2 separate regions of the Homo sapiens genome follow, and region 2 is linked to region 1. The links are chromatin contacts, found by Hi-C or POLR2A ChIA-PET in ENCODE. All regions are on one chromosome and are shown on one strand. Each heading gives the region's core, a stretch centred on a gene start or an enhancer-like site at or near the end of the contact. The rest is flanking DNA. Distances are from core to core; before and after follow the strand shown.

Region 1 (6,824 bases), core at 2,643-5,142:
AAATGGCAAGGATGATATGCATGATGTTGAAGATGAGCTTGCTAAGCGAGTGAGTAGGTTAAGCACAAGTACAACCATAGAAAACATCGAGATTACTATTAAGTCTCCAGAGAAAATCGAAGAAGTCCTGTCACCTGAAGGCTCCCCTTCAAAATCGCCATCCAAGAAAAAGAAGAAATTCCGCACTCCTTCTTTTCTGAAAAAGAACAAAAAAAAGGAGAAAGTTGAGGCCTAAATAAAGTCTTTTTATAATTATTATTATAACAATGTGACATTGCACATCTAAATACCACATTTAAGTTGATCATTAATATGCAATGGTAGATCAGATTGGGGGATGTAGCAAACTGGACTTTAAGAACTGGAAAGAGGTTTTACAAAAGAAAAACTTTCAGATTCATCTCTCATTTTATATGTCCAGAAATGGCTTTGAATTTTAAGCAATTACTAGTTTTAATTAGCTCTGCCCTCATGAAGTATTATTATAATTCACCATAAACAGCTATCTGTCTGAATTACTTCAGGCCTTCTCCATAATATCTGTTAGAAAGAAATTGCCAGTGAGCAAGTGAGAATTTTTATTTCTCAATACCTGCTTCACTTGATAATCATATTATAATTTTTTATCATGATTATTGACTATATTTTTGGAGTCCCATTGTTTCAGTGGGCATTAACAGAATGCTTTAAAAACTTCTAAGACAAGAATCTATAGCATTAGTATACACTGGCACATAATTTTTTAAAAAGTTTTAAGAAAAGATTCATTTGGAATTTTATTCACAGTATAAAATTTCCTCACCTGAAGTAACTTTGTTTGCCAAAAAAGTTGTTTTAATAAACTATAATTTTTGAAAACTTCCTTTTTTATTAGTTTAGAAAGCCCCTTATTTTTCAACAAAGGGGATTTTGTACACATAACATGGGTTATTTAGTTTAACTCTGGCAAAAAAAAAAAAAAAAATTTTGTATGTTGATGTTTGTATACCGTTCAGTATAAAAGTGTCCTAAGCATATTAGCCAATCTTTTCACAGTAGAGCATACTTAAGGCTGCTTGGTACTGAGTATACTTAAATATAACTCCAGAATCCAGGGACTTGGTGTTAAAACAGGATTAGAGCATGTAAAGGTACATCTAGATTCATATTTGAATCTTAAACTGTATTTTTCTCTTAGTATTGCTAATGAGTAAAGAAAAGTCTCATAAGGTAGCCAAATGAAAAAGAATGAAAGGGAAAGTGAAAAATTAAGGGGACAAAAGATGGGATGTGAAAAGAAGAATTCTAGTTTGATGGTGACTCATATTCACGATAGGATACAAAGTGTGATTTGTTGGAAACATGTCCCAAATTTCTAAAATTCTGCTTCTCTGCCAAAAGCAATGTCTTTCTTGGTTGATATTTGAGTTTTAAAAGGGTCAAATCTTTCTAATTTTTTGTATCTTTAGAGGGCAGCACTAGAAGAAATCAGCAGGTCTAATCCCACCAGTAAGAAAACTACCACTTCTTGATTTTTACAGATTTAAAAAAATCTTTTCAGTGACCTTTCTTTTTAATGTAAATACAAATTTAAACCTAGGCTTAATATAGGCGTTTCCCCTTTCACCCAAGTGATGTCACAGTTCGATGCAAAATCAATGATCCAGAATGATCGTGGGTAAAAATAACTCAAAGTGTTTCTTAAGGGTGAGTTGGCATGCAAAAAATTACATTGATTACAGTGTGTTTTGGAGCTGGCTCTGTTTGTGTGCATATGATAATGCAGAGTTGAGCCAGAGCCTGGAAATGTCATTCTAGATCTCACTAACTACTGGAATCAGTGTTTTAATCTCTTGGTGGAAACTTTCAGTTGCTTAACTCTCTATTGGAAGATTTTTTTAATGTTCTACATCATTTATGTTGTATTACAATGTATGTAGAAATAGTAACCTGTGAACTATGCTTTTCCATAACTTTTTAAAAATATATATATCTAAATGAATGCAATGTGCATAAATATTTTTTAAACATAACAGTGAACTATTGCACCTTTTGCTAATGCCTCTATTTACTTGCTTTGGCATAAAGAATGAGCCAATGAACCTCTGTGTCCTGTGGAAAAATGTATAAATGTTATCTGATATTGCTCTTAGATGTAATGCTAATTAATGTTAAATCACAAATAAACAGTATTTTAAATATACGGACTTGTATCATGAGGTTTCCATTCACAGGTGGTTACTTAGCCTATTCATGGTCTGTTGAGTTTTATACTTCAGTGAAACTTGGTAAGTTATTGATGCTTCTGAATAAAGAATGTCCTGATAAATATATTTTCAAATTAGTTGAAAATTATATATATATACAAAACCTGTCTTTTTTCAGCTTATGTTAGAGGAGATATTCCCTGAGAGACCTGTTTTGTCTCTTGATAATGGGTATGGCAGCCTCTATCAATGTAGAATAGATGTTGCAGGATATGTACCTCTCTGATTTTTAATGTATTTGTTGTACAAATAACAATGTAATAGAAAAACAGCAGAAAGAGTAGAAAGTAGTTCACAATTTTATCACATTCACTTTTTTTTTTTTTTTTTTGAAACGGAGTCTCACTCTTGCCCAGTCTGGAGTGCAGTGGCACAAACTTGGTTCACTGCAACCTCCGCCTCCCACGTTCAAGTGATTCTCATGCGTCAGCCTGTTGAGTAACTGGGATTACAGGCATGCGGCACCATGCCCAACTAATTTTTGTATTTTTAGTAGAGACAGAGTTTTGCCATGTTGGTCAGGCTGGTCCTGAACTCCTGACTTCAAACAGTCCACCCACCTCGGCCTCCCAAAGTGCTGGGATTACAGGTGTAAGCCACTGTGCCCAGCCTTTTTTCCTTTTTGACATGGTCGCCCAGGCTGGAGTGCAGTGGTGTGATCATAGCTCAATGCAGCCTCAAACTCCTGGGCTCAAGTGATCTTCCTTCCTTAGCCTCCCAAGTAGCTTGGACTACAGGCATGCACCACCACACCCAGCTATTTTGTTTCTTTGTTTTTTGTTGAGACAGGATCTCACCGTGTTATCCTGGATTCAAGTGATGCTCTTGCCTCAGCCTTTCAAATCATAAGGATTATAGACGTGAGCCACCATGTCTGGTCCATATTCACATTTAAAAAAATTATATTCCCTTCCAGCTATTATCTAGTTATATATATTTATATATATATCATTTATATGTAGGTGTTTTTTATATATTATGGTGTGAATGTAATTTTTCAGGGTTTTTTTTCCTACTTAGATAACACATCTAGATTTTCAAACTAAATCTGTCATATGAATAACTTCTTGTGATTATTTTTCTACTTTGCCCTAAAAATACAGTACAAGAGGAGGATAACATGTTAATTGAGGGCTCTGGTTAATTGAAGTTTTTACTATAATTACCCATTATAAAAATGAAGGGTTTGGTCAGAGAAAAATAGTCATAGTCTTGGGCATATTTAATTATTACCTTGGCTTGTAAATCACCCTGTGGTAAAAAATTGCTATTTTAGAAAGATGCTCATTTCAAAATTCCCTTTCATAAAGCAACAAAGGCGATTATCTTCAGTTCTCACTTGAGAGTCAATATAGTAGAAAAGTTCGCATGTGCCTTTTCTTCATTGATTAGTATTTTCATTCAGGGAATAAAAACCAAACTGATAAAATTTGTGACAGCACTGGCTTCTCTTAACATCAGGCCCCTTTTTCCCCCCCACATAGGCAGAAAATACAGACTGGTTATTTCTTTTCAAACTCAAGGTTGATACATACACATATCCAAGTTGCAATCTTGGCCAAACTGGGATTTTGATAAAAACAGTCTTGTTTGTGGCCACTAGAGGGAGTAATAGATCTAACAATCCAATGTTTCCATTCCTTGCACTGAACTTCCCTATTTAGTCTGTAGGCACCATGTTTGTTGTGAAATACCCAGAACTTGAAAGAGAAGGCATTTCCTTTGTTGTTTATTCTCCTCAGTAGATCGTTCTCGACTTTGTTTCCTTAGCAGGTCTCATTACAGATATCACCCACAGTGGAGAACACATAGAAAGTTGTGGTGTGCTCTCAGAGGCTGTGATAGGATATGACACCTCAGAGTTTTCATACCTGTGAGTGACAAGACAATGCCTTCTTCAATAATTGACTTTTTTTTTTCTTTTTTACTAAGGAGCTAACCGATAATATTTTTTGTTGATGCCTTCTGTGTACCAAACGTTAGGCTAAATGCTTTTCATATATGACTTCATTTGGCCTTCCCAGTATCCCAACAAAGTAGATGATATTATTCCCATTTTGTAGATAATGAAACTAAGGCTTGTAGAAGATGAAAAGTAGGTGGTAGGATTCCACCCATAGAGATTCAGACTTCTATAATTACTCATGCCATCTGTGTGCCAGACCCTGTGTGGCTGCAGTACATTTCCATGGTTTTTAGGAAGAGGCAGTTATCTTAGTTTGGACTGTAAGTCAAGCCACGGTGAACTTGTATTTTGATATAAGTAGATTTGGGATCAAACATTGACTTTTGATTTGGAAGACTTTTTTCCCTAACAAATCACCTCAAGAATGAAGAAATTGGTGGATACCTGAGAAGCAGGAATGACCTGTGGTGATAGCAACCTTTAGGATAAAGAACCAGCTCCTAAATCTTACACCATGACACCTGGAAGACAAGTTATCATACTTTTGCTTAAGATGCAGCAGAGACTTGAGAAGAAGCCCTTTTTCTTTTTCTTTTCTTCTTGATTTCCATTATTGGAAACAGAAGAAACATTCTAAGGAAAATGTTTTTAAAACCAGAAAAGGTAGCTTAATCTAGTTACAGAAGTCATTTTAAAGATCAGAAATACACTGTATCTACAATTTTATTTAAATGAGTGTAATTGAAGATGGTCTGTCTTGGAGAAAAACAATGTAGAAGCCTTTTGGGGAAACTTGATAGAAAAAAACCCTGAATTTGCATACTCTTACTTTCAAAGGGGTTTCATTTCTAAGAGCTGACCATTAGGGGGCAATAGTGGATCTAAATTTAGTTTTAGTTCATTGAGGGAACTCCTTCGAAGTATTTTTGGGCTTGATTTAGAACTCTATTTTGATTATGCATTGCTAGGTGCAGTCTAAGGTTGAGGAAAGTTTATAGATACCAGATTATTTTATTTGTTCCTTATAGCCTGGTTATCTTGTTCTGACTTTGTAAGAATTATCCTTCTGAGAGCTGGTGCTTACCTAATGTCATACACTTCATGGGGGCGCTAAGCCCGGATTCAAGAAAAGGTCTTCAAGTCTTCATTTCATGCTTGTCATACCACAGTTTTCCTTGGAAACCCATCAGGGCATAACCTACGAATGGATAAAATAGATAATAGATACATTTTCTAAAGTTTACTGCAAATTGTGATGTTTAGAACTTTATTACGGGAACAGTTTAGAGAAACACATTGCAAGACCAAGCCTAATTATTATTTATCCATAGTTGTTTCCTAAAGTTTCAAGTTTTTAGATGCTCCATGAGTCTTTACAGTATTGTCTCAAGTTGCTGATTTCTTTACTGTTGGAACCTCTAATATTTTAAATGCCATTTACACTTCAAGTGACAAACGGGCACATTTTGATATTCTGTACCAAAAAAAAAAAAAAAAAAAGCTTTTTTTATCTAGCAGAAAAATAGATGGATATATATCCAGTCCACAATTCCTTTTTATTTAACAAAAAGTTTAGTATGAAAATATACATGATCCAATTTTTACGTCATAGTAAAATAGGCCCTTCGGGGAGAGGTCATGGATTTCTCTGCAAAACAGCCTTGATTTATACTCATCCCAAGGCTTCTAACATGATACAATTTCCTCATATCACCATGAGGAATATCATTCTGTTACCCACTAGTTGCAATCTCCACACATCCATCAATCAAAAGATTCATAAAGGGATCAAATCCCTGCAATATTCCTTAGACATGTCTGTCACCAGTTAAATCCAGCAATAATTCTTGTCTATTCATTTTTCCAACTCAGGAAAGAGATCCTTGCTCATGGTGTTGACTCCATGGACTCAGAGCTGCCATGACACAATTTTCACCCTCCTTCACGCTCCCGAAGTAGGCCTGGCCCACAATTATTTTTAAGGCCTATATAATTTCTGGTTGGGTAAGTCTTTATACTGAAGCTGTGGTGAAGGGGGTTTTTGTTGTTCTTGTTGTTTTGAGATGGAGTCTCACTCTGTGCCCAAGCTGGAATGCAGTGGTGCGATCTTGGCTCACTACAACCTCCGCCTCCTGGGTTCAAGCGATTCTCCTGCCTCAGCCTCCCAAGTAGCTGGGATTACAGGTGCCCACCACCACACCTGGCTAATTTTTGTATTTTTAGTAGAAATAGAGTTTCACCATGTTGTCCAGGCTGGTCTTGAACTCCTGACCTCAGGTGATCCACCCGCTTCAGTCTCCCAAAGTGCTGGGATTACAGGCGTGAGCCACCATGCCCGTCCCGTGAAAGTTACTAAGTTGCCTTTTTGTTTCTAGATTTTATTTTTACACAAACGGTTTTGTCATTCTCCAGAGTCGGTCCTGACCTTGCTTCTGATGGTAAGAAAACCTCTCCAGTGCTATATGACTGCTGTCACGAGGCAAAATACTCGTTCCTTGCTGAACAACATGCTTTAATAGCATTGGTTTTATTCATCTAATTTGAACGTGTATTGAAGAATATTAGATTTCTAAGAAACTCTAGGATTTTTTAAAAAGTGTTTATGAAATGGCAGAATCAATATGTAGTACAAACTTGCAGCACCAGATGAAAGGACTTATAGGCAAGATTTT
Region 2 (6,824 bases), core at 1,777-4,276, 250 kb after region 1:
TGGTGGATCATCTGAGGTCAGGAGTTCGAGACCAGCCTGGCCAATATGGTGAAACCTTGTCTCTACTAAAAATGCAAAAATTAGCCAGGCATGGTGGCTTGTGCCTGTAATCCCAGCTACTCAGGAGGCTGCAGCAGAAGAATCGCTTGAACCCGGGAGATGGAGGTTGCAGTGTGCAAAGATCGCGCCACTGCACTCCAGCCTGGGTGACAGAGTGAGACTTCATCTCAAAAAACCAAAAAAAAAAAAAAAAAAAAAAAACACAAAAAAACAAAAAACAAAAAAGATGACTTTAAGAAATGACTTTTTTTCTACCTCTCTAAGACTGTTTCTTTCTTTGCAGAACGAGGGGTTTTCATTAAAAGATATTTAATAGTCTTTCCATTCTTTTTTATTGTAGTAAAATATATATGATATTTATCATTTTAACCTTTTTTTTTTTGGGACGGAGTCTCACTCTGTCACCAGACTGGAGTGCAGTGGCACAATCTAGGCTCACTGCAACATCTACCTCCCGGGTTCAAGCGATTCTCCTGCCTCAGCCTCCCAAGTAGCTGGGACTACAGGCACATGCCACCACGCCCGGCTAATTTTTATATTTTTAGTAGAGATGAGGTTTCACCATGCTGGTCAGGATGGTGTTGAACTCCTGACCTCAGGTGATCCACCCACCTCTGCCTCGCAAAGTGCTGGGATTACAGGCGTGAGCCACCGCGCAGCCCATTTTAACCATTTTTAAATGTACACTTCAGTGACATTAAGAACATTCACATTGTTGTACAATCATCACCACCACTATCCAGCTCCAGAATGTTTTCATCATCCCAAATTGAAACTCCATACTCATTAAACAATAACTCCCTATTCCCTCCTCCCCACAGCCCCTGGTTACCACTATTCTTTCTATCTCTATGAATTTTACTATTCTAGATACATAATGTAAGTGGAATCACACAATATTTGTCCCTTTGTGTCTGGCTTATTTCACTTAGCATGTTTTCAAGGTCCGTCCATGTTGCAGCATGTATCAGAATTCTTTTGAAAGACAATAACAACCCAGTTTATTGTATCACATTTTGTTTATTTATTCATTTGTCAGTGAACATTTAGGTTGTTTCCACCTTTACTATTGTGAATAATACTGTTATGAACATGAGTATACAAATATCTGTTCGAGGCTGGGTGCGGTGGCTCACACCTGTAACCCCAGCACTTTGGGAGGCCGAGGTGGGCTGGGCAGATCACTTGAGGCCAAGAGTTCAAGACCAGCCTGGCCAACATGGTGAAACCCTGTCTCTATCAAAAATACAAAAATTAGCCAGGTATGGTGGTAGTGTGCCTGTAGTCCCAGCTATCCCAGAGGCTGAGGCAGGAGAATCGCTTGAACCTGGTAGGTGGAGGTTGTAGTGAGCCAAGATCGCACCACTGCACTCTAGCCTGTGCAACAGAGTGAGACTCTGTCTCCAAAAAAAAAAAAAAAAAAAAGAAAGAAAGAAAGAAAAGCAAGAAAAGGAAAAAAAAATCTGTTTGAGTCCCTGTTCTAATTCTTTTGTGTTTATACTTGGAAGTGGAATTGCTGGACCCTATGGTTATTCTGTTTAATTTTTTGAGAAACTGCCTACCGTTTTCCACTGAGGTTGCCTCATTTTACATTCCCACCGGCAATGCACAAGGGCACCAATTTCTCCACATCCGTACCAATACTTGTTACTTGTTTTTTGATAATAGCTACCCTAATGAGTACGAAGTGGTATCTCATTGTGGTTTTGATTTGTATTTCTCTAGTGATCAGTGATGTGAACATATTTTAATGTGTATATCTTTTTGTATATCATTTGTATATCATTTTGTATATCATGTGTATATCATTTGTATATCTTTTTTGGAAAAATGTCTATTCAAGTCCTTTTCTCATTTCTTGAATTGGGTTGTTTGGGTTTTTGTTGTTACTGAGTTTTAGAGTTCTTTAGATATCCTGGATTAATCCCCAATCGGATATATGATTTGCAAATACTGTATCTCATTCTTGGATGGTCTTTTCACTCTGTTGATAGTGTCTTTTAATGTGCAAAGTTCTAACTTTTTATGAAGTTCAATTTATGTAAAGGAATTACTCTAAAAGTATTTAAAATAAAAAAGGAGAAAAGTGCCGGGTGCATTTGCTCACACCTGTAGTCCCAGCAACTCAGGAGGTTGAGGCAGGAGGATTGCTTGAGCCCAGGAGTTCAAGGTTACAGTGAGCCATGGTTGTGCTACTTCACTGCAGCCTGGGCAACAGAGGGACATCCTTTCTCTAAGAAAAAGAAAGAAAGAGAGAAAGAGAGAAAGAAAGAGAGAAAGAGAGAAAGAAAGAAAGAAAGAGAGGAAGGAAGGGAGGAAGGAAGGAAGGGAGGGAGAGAGAGGGAAAGAAAGAAAGAGAAAGAAAGAAAGAAAAAGAAAGAAAGAGAAAAAGAAAGGAAGGAAGGAAGAAAGAAAAGGAAGGGAAGGGGAATGGGGGAGGCAAGGGAAAGGAAAGGAAGGGAGAGAGAAAGAAAAGAGAAAAAAAAAGAAACGAGGTGGAAAAAGAAAAAGGAAGATGGGGCAGAGACATGTGGAACCAAAAGCAGGTTCTGTGGTCCTTGGCTCTTGTTCCTGGCTCGACATCACCTAGCTCAGGCTGCCCCAGCCCAGGGGCACAGCATTGAGAACAGAAGGTAGAAGGTGGGAGAGAGGCTGGCTGGGTTCCGGTTAGCCCCAACCCAGGCTCACAGGCCGCCTGACTGGGAGTGGGTGTGTGTGTGGAGGGGGTGGGAGCCCTGGGGTTTCCCTGAGATCTGTAACCTGGGGACTAGTAGGTGGGCTCAAAGGCAGGAAGTTCTCAGTTAGGAGACCTGTGGGTGCACCCACCTGCCTCTCTCAGCCTCCTTAACTGCAGATTAAATTCCGGGGCCCAGAGCCACGGTTTCTAAAGAGCATCTGTCTCTCTCTCTCTCTTTCTGTCTCTCTCTCTCTGCCCTTTGCTCCCTGTAAATCACTCATCACATTTCTTTTGTTTCATGAGTTTTTTTTTCTGATTCTAAAAATAATATGCTTATAGAAAAGTGACCAAAGAATAGAGGGAAAAAACAAACCACAAGCCTACCATCCTGTGTAATAACAGTGACCATTCATTGGGTGTGAACCTTGTGGCAGGAACTGGGCTTCATACTTCCCTGACACCCGCCTCCAGACTTCCCCCAGCCCCTCACAATCATACAGGCCCCACCAAGGAAACTGAACCACTTGGTGAAGGGCTAGTTCGAACACAGCTGGGCTAGAAGAAATGATCCTGGCATGTCTTGGGGAAAGTAATCTGGTGTTAGGGTGACATGCATGACAAAACCATGTGCACAGCGGCCAGCAAGGAGGAGTGTGTGAGTGACTTTCCCTGTATCCAGCTGCTCTGGAAAGTGGGGTAGAAGGGAAAGTCGGGGACTCATGGCTCCCAAGACCTCTTTTATCTCCCTTCCAACAACAACGTGAAGCACAGAGCTCAATCCTATCACCCGTGATAAACCTCACAGTTAATGATCCAGCTGCCGCCAGGGGGACAGACTCACTGTCGCGCTGTCCAGAGAGATGTCTAGAGGGATAAGGGAGGGGATTTAGGAGGTCTATACATTATGCCTCTGGGTGACCTGTAGCAGGGAAAGGGGGTGTTGGGGGAGGTCTTCCCTTTCTTGTCTCCAGGCCAGAAAGTGAATGATCCCTTGGGATTGGTCACCAAAAGACACATTTTCAAAAAACCGCTGCCTTTGCTGTTAGTTGTCATGAGGTTGTCATGGTTGTCATGAGGAGTGTGAGGGGGCTCTTCAGGTCCCAGAGGCTTGACTGGCCGGGGTAGAGAAGCCCCCAAATGCCAGGTTTCGGGGGTCATTCCACTGAATCTTTCCCCAGGTCTGGCTGCTCCCTGTGTCCCTCCTGAAGAACCACAGCCTCACATGCCTGCATTTCCATGGCACACGGGGGTGGCTGACTCCTCGGCGTGAGGAGCCTGCAGCCTCGGAACCTCCCTTGTGCTTTGCTTCAGCCTTGTCTGCACCAGGCACTGAGACGAAATGATGAGCAACACCCATGAGGCTCTGCCTTCACAGGGGAAGACAGACCAGAAACATAGCAGCAAATCAGGAAGCAGATGATTCCAGCTGGTGACAGTGGTGACGAACCTCAACTGGGATGAACCGGGTGAGGCTGACTTTAGCCAGAGCTCCAGGTGACTGCTCTGAGGAGACAACATTCAGGCTGCAACCAGAATGATGAGAAGGGGTCTGCGTGTGAAGATCTAGAGGAAAAGACATCTGGGCAGAGGGAAGAGCAAATGCAAAGGGCCTGAGTGGGGAAGGAGCATGCCTGATTTGAGGGAAAGAAAGGCACATTTTAAAGCAGCAAGGCTCAGTGACCTTGCCCAATGCTGCCATATTGTGGATGAAGAGGCAAAGGCCCGGGAGAGAACCTGATTGGTCCATTGTCAATAGCCAGACCTTCCCTCTCGTCCTGGACAGTACTGTTTTCACTCTGCAAGTCTGCAGATGCCCCTCCGGCTTCAACTCATCCACCTGGTAAGGGCAGCATTGCAGCATAGGGCACAGTCACAAGAGCAACCCCACCCTCCTCTCCCTCATGATGGAAAGTTGTGGTGGCTGGGCATGGTGGCTCATGCCTGTAATCCCAGCTCTTAGGGAGGCAGAGGCGGGAGGATAGCTTGAGCCCAGGAGTTCGAGACCTGCTTGGGCAATATAGTGAGACCTTGTTCTCCACAAAAAGGAAAAAAAAAAAGAAAGAAAGAGTGTGATGTGAATGGGTGAGGGCAGCCCTCCTGCTGCTGGGGGACCTGGAAGCCAGCCTCCTTATCCATCAATATGGCACCTTGACAATCAGCAGCGGAAAGAGTAATGTGGCTTAAAACTCACCTCATGGTGGGTCACTCACACATGAGCGCTGAGACCTGCTGAGTGGTGCAGGCCTGACTCCGAAGGTCTCGCTAGTCCAGCCTTCTCCTCCTAAGATGGGGAAACCCAAGGATGAGCTGGAAGAACAGGTGAGAGGACCTCGGTTCTAATTGTCCAGTTCGTGTCTCAGTTTCTTCATTAAGAAACAGGCTAACTTGGCCAGATGCCATGGCTCATGCCTGTAATCCCAGCACTTTGAGAGGCCAAGGTAGGAGGATTGCTTGAGCCCAGAAATTTGAGACCAGCCTGGGCAATATAGGGAGGCCCCCATCTACAAAATTTGTTTTAAAAATTAGCCAAGCATGGCGGTGTGCACCTGTGGTCTTCAGAAGGCGGAGATGGAAGGATTGCTTGAGCCCAGGAGTTTGAGACTGGAGTGGACCAGGTTCGTGTCACTGCACTACAGCCTGGGCAACAGAGCAAGACCTTGTCTCAAAACAAAACAAACAAAGCTAATTCAAGTCTTGTCTTACTTTAGGCAAGTTTTGTCCTTAGGAAAACAATTCTCATTTAAATAGTTTACAGGGGCTATGACAATGCTGACAACTCTCACCCAGTGGTTAGAGAGTTTAAATAAGAAGTTTTGGTGGGTGCAACATGGCTCCCACCTGTAATCCCAGTGCTCTGGAGGGCCGAGGCGGGAGGATCCCTTGAGCTCAGGAGTTCAACGCTACAGTGAGCTGTGATGGCACCACTGCACTCCAGTCTGGTCAACAGAGTAGGGCTCCCATCTCTAAAAAGAAAGAAAAATAAAATAAATAATAGAGTTCCTTGAAGGGACAGATGGAAACCCCACACAAAATACCACTGGCTCTTAAACGTAGAAAGGTGCTCATCCACCTCCTAATAACAGCAATGAGAATTCAAGCTACGCTGAGACTCTGTATTTCATCTGTCTGTTTGCGAAAGACCAAAATGTTTGCTGATGCTGTTGGCGAGTAGGGGAGGAGAAGCTGGCCCAACATTCTGTGGAGGGCTTGGTGGCAACATTCAGTGAAAGGATAAAGGCCTGCACTCTTCTAGTTGGTACTGCTATTTCTAGGAACCCGTCCTACAGCTTGACAGGAAACAACCTAAATGTCCACTAAGATGGATCTGGCTAAATAAATTATGGGATGTCCACACACCAGAATACTATGCAGCTATGGAAAAGCGTAAGAAGGGCGTCTGTGTACTAATATGGCAGAATCTCAGGATAACCTTAAGTAAAAACATGGTGCTGGGATTTTTTTTTTTTTTTTTTTTTTTTTTTCAGTCATCACCCAAGGGCTTTCTAGCTCTTCCTCCAAAGACCTGTCTGGGCGATCATAGCTTTTTGGTCCCCAGCCCTGGAGCCCTCTCCAGACCGGTGCAGGCTCTGCAACTTGTTGGAACACCAGGTTTGCCTACAGAGCGAGGGACCTTTGGGGCACCAGTGACAGGCCGCGGTGAGGTCCACCTGGGTTAGCTCTGTGGACAGCTGCTTCTCCGGAGGCACTGACTGGCCAGTCAAGCCAGGCCCAATCCCTCATCCCCCGGGGTTTTGGTCCTTCCTTAGTCTACTATCCTGCAGATATAACTCTACAGGCCAAGCTCTCTCCCTCCAGGACTATCCCCACTGCACTTGACTTTTCCAAAATCCTGGCTGTGCTGTCTCAGGGAGCCCACTCTGGGTCTCAAGTCTTCCAAGAATGCCTGCCCTGCGGCTCAGCTTCCTGGGGACTCTCCTTTGCCCCCCTCCCACCAGTATCAAAAACCACTATTTCTCAAGAGGCAGGGTCACCTGTGCCAGGGGTCTGGTGGTAAACTGCTTGGGTTCCAATCTTGGCCCTGGGGTCTCCCAGTATATGTTAGCTGGCAGAGTTACTTGCCCTCTCT

Evidence for each region. A loop is a pair of places that touch in the nucleus more often than their neighbours do. ChIA-PET counts read pairs that join two places held with the same protein, here RNA polymerase II (POLR2A). Pooled maps may share reads with other maps.
Region 2: a pooled map shows a loop between it and region 1 (2.1-fold over the local background). The contact joins two enhancer-like sites. A Hi-C loop is called at or near these places in 1 of 50 pooled maps. POLR2A ChIA-PET finds 5 or more read pairs at or near these places in 2 of 52 experiments (T-cell and activated CD8-positive, alpha-beta T cell).

Annotation. Positions count from the first base shown.
Region 1 is chr10:110,133,384-110,140,207 of GRCh38, forward strand. ADD3 (adducin 3) reads left to right here. Exons shown (of 15, transcript NM_016824.5): 15 at 1-2,182. The coding sequence ends at 235. It also overlaps the pseudogene SNRPGP12. Among named protein-coding and RNA genes, the nearest start is that of MXI1, 71 kb to the right of the region's middle. Within about 2 kb of position 3,893, at least 3 of the 41 ENCODE cell types and tissues checked have a DNase peak (open chromatin) inside an H3K27ac peak, as active enhancers do.
Region 2 is chr10:110,385,350-110,392,173 of GRCh38, forward strand. No RefSeq gene overlaps it. Among named protein-coding and RNA genes, the nearest start is that of SMNDC1, 84 kb to the left of the region's middle. RefSeq lists enhancers at 2,944-3,223, 3,274-3,433, 3,444-3,513. Within about 2 kb of position 3,027, at least 3 of the 41 ENCODE cell types and tissues checked have a DNase peak (open chromatin) inside an H3K27ac peak, as active enhancers do.